3 separate regions of the Homo sapiens genome follow, and regions 2 and 3 are each linked to region 1. A link is a contact called in ENCODE Hi-C or POLR2A ChIA-PET data. All regions are on one chromosome and are shown on one strand. The core of a region is the stretch at or near the end of the contact, and the rest is flanking DNA. Distances in the headings are between cores, read along the strand shown.

Region 1 (2,603 bases), core at 74-2,573:
GTGTTTCTTTGCACACATTTTTGTACATTTCTGTTTCCTTAGGATGTATTCCCACATGTGAAATTATTGGCTTGACATATATTAACTGTTAAAATACTTTTGTTAGGCTGGGCGCGGTGGCTCACACCTGTAATCCTAGTACTTTGGGAGGCTGAGGTGGGTGGATCACTTGGGGCCAGGAGTTCAAGACCAGTCTGAGCAACATGGTGAAACCCTGTCTCTACTAAAAATACAAAAATTAGCCAGGCATGGTGGCACACACCTGCAGTCTCAGCTACTCAGGAGACGGAGGCACGAGAACTGCTTGAACCTTGGAGGCAGAAGCTGCAGTGAGCCAAGATCGCACCACTGCACTCCCACCTGGGCAACAGAGAGAAACTGTGTCTCAAAAAACACTTTTTTTAGGGCTCTTGATACATATCATCAAGTGACATTTTAGTAAGATTGGGCCAGTTCCTATTTCTACCTGTGGCATCTGCGTTCCTGTTTCACTGTAACATGGCTGCCTCTGAATTTTATATTTTAAAAGTATTTGCTAATGTAATAGATGGGACGTGACATACAGAGTTGCTTGTATTTGGAGTCCTCTGATTACTAGTAAGACCAAACAGGTTTTCACATATTTATTAGACATGTACATTTCTTCTGGAAAATTTTTCTCTCTACTATCAATGATTTTCTATTGCAGTTTAGTATTGATCCCATTAATTTTTCTTTTTTTTTTTTTCTTAGATACAGGGTTTCACCACATTGCCCAGGTTGGTCTTGAACTCCTGGGCTGAAGCCATCTGCCCTCTTCAGACTCCCAAAGGTCTGGGATTACAAGCGTGAGCCACCGCACCCAGCTTTATCTCATTAATTTGTAAGGCTTTTTGATATAGTACAATTGTTAACCCTTTGGTGTATTGCAAGTATGATTCTGGTGGGAGGCTCACCTTTTTGCTTGATTATTTTTGACACACAGAATTTCAAAATGTCAAATATATTTACGGTAACTTTTTAAAGGCTCGGCATGGTGGCTCACACCTGTAATCCCAGCACTTCAGGAGGCCGAGGCTAGCGGATGGCTTGAGCCCAGGGGTTCAAGACCAGCCTGGGCAACATGGAAAAACCCCGTCTCTGCAAAAAATACAAAAAATTAGCCAGTATGGTGGCATGAGTGCCTCTAGTCCCAGCTACTCAGGAGGCTGTGGTGGGAGAATCACCTGAGCCAGCGAAGTTGAGGCTCCAGTGAGCTATGATCACACCACTGCACTCCAGCCTGGGTGACAGAGCGAACTCCATCTCAAAAAAAAAAAAGAGGCTGGGCACAGTGACTCACGCCTATAGCTGTGCTGGAAGGCCGAGGCGGGAGGATCACCTGAGGTCAGGAATTCGACACCAGCCTGGCCAACATGGTGAAACCCCATCTCTACTAAAAACACAAAAATGAGCCGGGCGTGGTGGCTACTCAAGAGGCTGAGGCAGGAGAATCTCTTGAACTCAGGAGATGCAGGTTGCAGTGAGCCGAGATCACACCACTGCACTCCAACCTGGGTGACAGAGTGAGACTCTGCCAAAAAAAAAAAAAAAAAAAGAATGGCCAGGTGCAGTGCTTCACACCTGTAATCTCAGCACTTTGGGAGGCCGAGGTGGGTGGATCACGAGGTCAGGAGTTTGAGACCAGCCTGACCAACATGGTGAAACCCCGTCTCTACTAAAAATTCAAAAATTAGCCGGGCGTGGTGGCGGGTGCCTGTAATCCCAGCTACTTGGGAGGCTGAGGCAGGAGAATCACTTGAACCCGAGAGGTGGAGGTTGCAGTGAGCCGAGATCACACCACTGTACTCCAGCCTGGGTGACAGAGCGAGACTCCGTCTCAAAAAAAAAAAAAAAAAGAAAGAAAGAAAGAAAAAAGAAAAGAAAAGAAAAAGAAAAATGCTATAATCCTGCTAAAAACTCCCCTGTCTCTGTCTACTTTAGAACGCTGACCATTCCTTTGGAGTTGGTGTTTCCGAATTGTCCATCCTCACACTTTGTGCTTGAATAAACACTCTTTAAATTAGATTCTAACCCTTTTGATGATTTTAGGTTGACATTTTGGTGACCCACAGATGGGACCCAAGGCAAGCCTCCCACAATCCATGCTGCTTTGCCAACATTCTGAGCTTTGGTACCCGCAGGAACAGCTTTCACTCGTCTGACCTCATCAGAGCTAGCGGGGCTTCCTGGCATTTTCTCTTGGGTTTCAAATCTCCCTGGCTTTGGCTGAGATTCAGACTTTATTCAAGTACCCTGATTCCGCAATTCCATGCTCTATGGAGCTGGATTTGAAGCTCTACTTTTAAAAGTAGAAGTTTCAGGCCAGGCATGGTGGCTCATGCCTGTAAACCGAGCACTTTGGGAGGCTGAGGCGGGCAGATCACTTGCGGTCAGGAGTTTGAGACCAGCCTGGCCAACATGGTGAAACCCTGTCTCTACTAAAAATACAAAAATTCCCCAGGCATGATGGCACACATCTGTAATCCCAGCTACTCAGGAGGCTGAGGCAGGAGAATTGCTTGAACCCAGCGGGTTGAAGGTTGCAGTAAGCCAAGATCTTGCCAATGCACTACAGCCTGGGG
Region 2 (2,603 bases), core at 78-2,577, 310 kb after region 1:
CAACAAGCCAACGACAAAGCCAAACTCTGCCAGCCACATCCAACCCCCCACCTGCCATTTGCACCCTCCGCCTTCACTCCGGTGTGCCTGCAGCCCCGCGCCTCCTTCCTTGCTGTCCTAGGCCACACCATCTCCTTTCAGGGAATTTCAGGAACTAGAGATGACTGAGTCCTCGTAGCCATCTCTCTACTCCTACCTCAGCCTAGACCCTCCTCCTCCCCCAGAGGGGTGGGTTCCTCTTCCCCACTCCCCACCTTCAATTCCTGGGCCCCAAACGGGCTGCCCTGCCACTTTGGTACATGGCCAGTGTGATCCCAAGTGCCAGTCTTGTGTCTGCGTCTGTGTTGCGTGTCGTGGGTGTGTGTAGCCAAGGTCGGTAAGTTGAATGGCCTGCCTTGAAGCCACTGAAGCTGGGATTCCTCCCCATTAGAGTCAGCCTTCCCCCTCCCAGGGCCAGGGCCCTGCAGAGGGGAAACCAGTGTAGCCTTGCCCGGATTCTGGGAGGAAGCAGGTTGAGGGGCTCCTGGAAAGGCTCAGTCTCAGGAGCATGGGGATAAAGGAGAAGGCATGAAATTGTCTAGCAGAGCAGGGGCAGGGTGATAAATTGTTGATAAATTCCACTGGACTTGAGCTTGGCAGCTGAACTATTGGAGGGTGGGAGAGCCCAGCCATTACCATGGAGACAAGAAGGGTTTTCCACCCTGGAATCAAGATGTCAGACTGGCTGGCTGCAGTGACGTGCACCTGTACTCAGGAGGCTGAGGGGAGGATCACTGGAGCCCAGGAGTTTGAGGCTGCAGCGAGCTATGATCGCGCCACTACACTCCAGCCTGAGCAACAGAGTGAGACCCTGTCTCTTAAAGAAAAAAAAAGTCAGACTGCTGGGACTGGCCAGGTTTCTGCCCACATTGGACCCACATGAGGACATGATGGAGCGCACCTGCCCCCTGGTGGACAGTCCTGGGAGAACCTCAGGCTTCCTTGGCATCACAGGGCAGAGCCGGGAAGCGATGAATTTGGAGACTCTGTGGGGCCTTGGTTCCCTTGTGTGTGTGTGTTGATCCCAAGACAATGAAAGTTTGCACTGTATGCTGGACGGCATTCCTGCTTATCAATAAACCTGTTTGTTTTACACGTCGACCCCTGGCTCTGCCTGGGGTCTGGGCTTGGGTTTGTCCATGCTCCTACTTGTCTGCCACCCCTGTGTAAGGGGAGATGGCGTCACGGTCCCTGGAGTCTGGCTGGCCCCTGTTGTGACTGGACCACAGAGGGACCCCTGTTACAGCCGCCCCCTCAAGCCTGTGAACCATAAGAGAACTTCCTGCTCGGGACCACACAGCTGGCTGGGTTCCAAGTGTGCCCTGGTCTCATGCCTTCATCCTCCAGGTCTCCTGGGCCTGCTCTCAGGACCGGGATGGGGTCTCTGCAGATCCCTAGCAGCCTAGGCAGCCAGGCTCTGCCCTCCTGGGGACCCCACTCGGGGAGAGTGGTTGCCCCTGGGATACTCAGACCAGTACAGGGTTTTGGGGGCCCAGAGGACATCCCTGGGCCCAGGTAGGAGGTTAGAACAGGGTTCTGGAGATGACCTCTGACCTCCTCCTGAGGGATGAGCAGCAGTTTTCCAGAACAAAGGATTGCAGGGAACTGTCAGGCAAAAGGAGTTCTGAGTTTAAAGGCCTTAGCCTGGCCAGCATGGTGAAACCCCATCTCTACCAAAAATACAAAAAATTAGCTGGGCATGACGGTATGCACCTATAATCCCAGCTAGTCAGGAGGCCGAGGCACGAGAATTGCTTGAATCAAGGCAACAGAGGTTGCAGTGAGCTGAGATCGGGCCACTGCACTCCAGCCTGGGTGACAGAGTAAGAGTCTGTCTCCAAATAAAATAAATAAATAAAATCAATTAATTAGAAGAAAGCCTTGGAGGGGAGAGAGACCTTGGCCTGTGTATTGGTTCCACTGACCCCCTGGGTCACCATCGTCACTCCAGCTCCTGTGACTCCCTCAGTGGGACCATTTTCATTCTTGGTGATTATAGGATCTGTGATTGATGGAACGCCCCGCCTCCTGGCTTCTCGCCCTCCTCTCCTCCATGGTCCTGTCCTCCAGCCTGTCTCAGTCACTCAACCCTTGACCAAGGCTCCCCACACTTATTCCATAAAGAGCCAGGGAGCAAATTTATTTTAATTTTTTGAGACAAGGTCTCACTCTGTTACCCAAGCTGAAATGTGATCGTGGCTCACTGCAGCCCTGACCTCCAGTCGCAGCCTCTTGAGCAGCTAGGACTACAGGCATGGACCACTATGCCGAGCTAAATTTTAAATTTTTTTATTTTTATTTTTTGGGTTTCCCTGTGTTGCCCAGGCTGGTCTCGAACTCCTGGGCTCAAGTGATCCACCGGCCTGGGCCTCCTGAACTGCTGGGATTACAGGTGTGAGCCATTGCGCCTGACCAGAATCAATATTTTACACTTGGCAGGCCTTACAGTTTCTGCAACAACCACTCACCTGTGCTGTTGAAGTGTGAAAACAGCTGTGCACAGGACATGAAAGAATGGGCAGGAGGCGGATGTGGCCTTCGGGGTGTGCCCATGCCAGTGCCTT
Region 3 (2,603 bases), core at 27-2,526, 280 kb after region 1:
GCAGCGAGTCGGGAGTGGGATGTGTCACCCCCGGGTTGCCTGCCTGTGATGTGGTCAGTCCTTCCTAACGCAGATGCCATTCCTCTCCGTGACGGCAGACGGGCCTCCGCTGTCACTGGCCCTGGCGTTGCTGTGACGACCTGGCCTGATGTAGCTGCACCCTGCAGTCCATGGGGCTCCTGTGAACCCCCAAGGTTGAGACCCAAATGCCTCTGCTGCCTCCCACCACGCCCTAGGGGCCCCGCGACCCGCCATGCAAATGACGTGGTTTCCGCATTGCTTGAAGAGGGTTTCCTCTGTGTGGGGGTCCCTGGGTCCTTGGGCAGATACCTCTGCCCCTCCCCACAGCTTTGGCCCCTGCCCTAAGACCCTGGAGACCCTTTTGCCTGGGAGAGTCACTGAACCACCTGCCCCTGCTCACAGTGTGTTCACAGAAGAGTCACTCCCCTCTGTGGGCTCCTTGTCTGTAAAATGAGGGAGCAGGACAAGATCACAGGGTACAAAACTGTCAGAGGGCACAGAGGCTGATGTTGCTGCCATCAGCTCCTGGAGTGCCGCTCACTGGCTGCATGACCTTGGACAATTTGCACGAAATCTCCCAAGCCTCAATGTCTGCATCTGTAAAATGGATCATCCTGACCTCATTGCGTTAGTGCTAGGATAAAATAAAGAGAAGGTATATGAACGTGCCCAGCACTGTGCCTGCACACAGTAGGTACTTTTCCTGGATCTGAACAGTCTCTGTTCTTCCAGCTCTGTGTAAAGGCTTGATCTCGACCCCTAAAGCCTGAAGCTTCTCCCTGTGGCCACCTCCCCACCGCATCATCTTCCGTTCTCAGCGGGTAGATCCCTGCCCAGGGGGGACCCCCTGGGGAAGGCTGGGAGCATGACCTCTTCCCAAGGGTACGGCATCTAAAAGGGATCTCCGGAACATTGAAAAGCCATGAAGGCCGGGCACAGCGGCTCACGCCTGTAATCCCAGCACTTTGGGAGGCTGAGGGAGGAGGATCGCTTAAGGCCAGGAGTTCAAGACCAGTCTGGACAACATAGCAAGACCCGGTCTCTTTCTATAAATGAAAAAATAATAATAAAGCCATGAAGATCCCCAAAGAAGGCTGTGCTAATGGCGGCCGGAAGAGCAGAGGGCACCACAGATGCCGTGCTTTCAGCTTTTTCCTTCTCCTCCAGGCCTCCCTTCTTTCCTTCCTCTCTCGCTATTTATAAATAAGAGAAGGCATTGAGGGCCCCCACCTCGGGTACTTGCAGGGCCTTGGCCTGGGAACAGGACAAGCAGCAAGTCAGTTGACCCGGGGTTGCTCAATTCCCCAAGAGCTGACGCAAACTCCAGAATCAGACCTGCCCTGGCCACCTGGCCCTGCCCCTTACCAGCTAAGGGCTCCAGCAGAGTCCTAGTCTTGAGCGAATCTTATACCTGCAGCCCTGTCCACCAGCTGTGCTTCCTGAGTCCTCCAGGGTGAGGGGGCGTGGGGTCAGAAGAGAGGGGACGGTGTGCAGGGAGGGTGGAACCTGACTGACCGGGTCAGCCTTACTCTTCCAGCGGGGTCTTTTCTTCCTGGAGCTCGGCCCTCGGCAGCTCTCAGAAGCTCACCTTCTTGCAGGCTCTCACAGCCGCATCGTCCTCTGGCTGGGCTGCTCACAGACCCCGGCCCCTGGGTTTTGTCCACTCACCCAGACTCTGTTTTGGGGTCACATTACCCTTCCAGTGTTCCTCTGAGCAAAGTCCCTGTGAGTTAGCCCAAGGTCCCTGTCAAGGAGGACCACATCTGGCCTGTTGCACTCTTCTCCTTTGCCCCACCGAAGCCTCTGTCACACTGTCACAGCAGCGGGCCTGCCATGGTCTCCCCATGTAAGGCTTCCTGAGGAACGGGCCTGGTGCCAGCCTGGGGGTGAACTGCCAGCCCCAGGAGTCACAGGTCAGCTTCCCCACACTTACCCTGGAGGCAGGATGGAGGCCCCCTCCTTTGCAAGGCCCACACGGGCCATCTAACACCCCACTAAAGCCGGGCAGTTCGCTGCCCTGGGGTGTGTTCTCGCCTTGCCAGTTCTTGGCTAAAACCAAGGCAGGAAGAGCCCAGTTCCCATGTTCTGTAACATGGGTCTATGACCAGGGCCTTTGCAGGCCCCTTGCAGCGCCCCCATGGAGCCCCCAGGAGTCTGGGAGAAGATGATGAACCCAAGTGAGGACCTCCCCAGGGGCCTTTGCTCCTCACAAGAACCCCTGGAGGAGACAGGGCAAGGAGTACCACTCCCATTTTACAGGTGACAATGCCGAGGCTCAGAGAAAGTCCATGACACCCCCAAATCCCCCGGACCCACTACCCTGACCTCCTGGCGGTGCACAGAGCATGCCACGCACCTCTCCATATGCACATAGACCCTCTAACCTAAGTCAGCGCCCCTTCTACAAGGCCGGTGTCCAGCACACCTGGGAAAGGGGACATTTCTGGCCCTTTCCTCTCAGAAGTCGCCTGCTCGAGCTGCCCTCCCTGGGGGGAAGGGGATGGGGGCAGAAGCTGAGCATGGAAGCCCCTGCTAATCCACCCTCTGCTCTCTCCAGAGGCCCAGGACCAGCCCAACTCTGC

What was found. Hi-C counts contacts between places; a loop is a spot of excess contacts on that map. ChIA-PET counts read pairs that join two places held with the same protein, here RNA polymerase II (POLR2A). Pooled maps may share reads with other maps.
Region 2: a map with no recorded cell type shows a loop between it and region 1 (2.1-fold over the local background). The contact joins two enhancer-like sites. A Hi-C loop is called at or near these places in 2 of 168 maps with a recorded cell type or tissue (MCF 10A and mammary epithelial cell), 3 of 37 single-sample maps with no recorded cell type and 7 of 50 pooled maps. POLR2A ChIA-PET finds 5 or more read pairs at or near these places in 13 of 52 experiments (A673, AG04450, CD4-positive, alpha-beta T cell and 9 more).
Region 3: a loop to region 1 is called in a map of CD4-positive, alpha-beta T cell, with 4 times the contacts of the local background. The contact joins two enhancer-like sites. A Hi-C loop is called at or near these places in 4 of 168 maps with a recorded cell type or tissue (CD4-positive, alpha-beta T cell, CD8-positive, alpha-beta T cell and naive thymus-derived CD4-positive, alpha-beta T cell), 6 of 37 single-sample maps with no recorded cell type and 13 of 50 pooled maps. POLR2A ChIA-PET finds 5 or more read pairs at or near these places in 19 of 52 experiments (AG04450, CD4-positive, alpha-beta T cell, CD4-positive, alpha-beta memory T cell and 13 more).

What each region holds. Positions count from the first base shown.
Region 1 is chr1:11,900,293-11,902,895 of GRCh38, forward strand. No RefSeq gene overlaps it. Among named protein-coding and RNA genes, the nearest start is that of RNU5E-1, 6.6 kb to the right of the region's middle. Within about 2 kb of position 1,324, at least 3 of the 41 ENCODE cell types and tissues checked have a DNase peak (open chromatin) inside an H3K27ac peak, as active enhancers do.
Region 2 is chr1:12,208,089-12,210,691 of GRCh38, forward strand. It overlaps TNFRSF1B (TNF receptor superfamily member 1B), which reads left to right. Exons shown (of 10, transcript NM_001066.3): 10 at 1-1,132. Among named protein-coding and RNA genes, the nearest start is that of MIR4632, 18 kb to the left of the region's middle. RefSeq lists a silencer at 2,391-2,470. Within about 2 kb of position 1,328, at least 8 of the 41 ENCODE cell types and tissues checked have a DNase peak (open chromatin) inside an H3K27ac peak, as active enhancers do.
Region 3 is chr1:12,179,200-12,181,802 of GRCh38, forward strand. All of the region lies in intron 1 of TNFRSF1B (TNF receptor superfamily member 1B), which reads left to right. LOC124903844 (a long non-coding RNA gene) reads left to right here. Exons shown (of 2, transcript XR_007065466.1): 2 at 754-1,110. Among named protein-coding and RNA genes, the nearest start is that of MIR4632, 11 kb to the right of the region's middle. RefSeq lists an enhancer at 1-668. Within about 2 kb of position 1,277, at least 24 of the 41 ENCODE cell types and tissues checked have a DNase peak (open chromatin) inside an H3K27ac peak, as active enhancers do.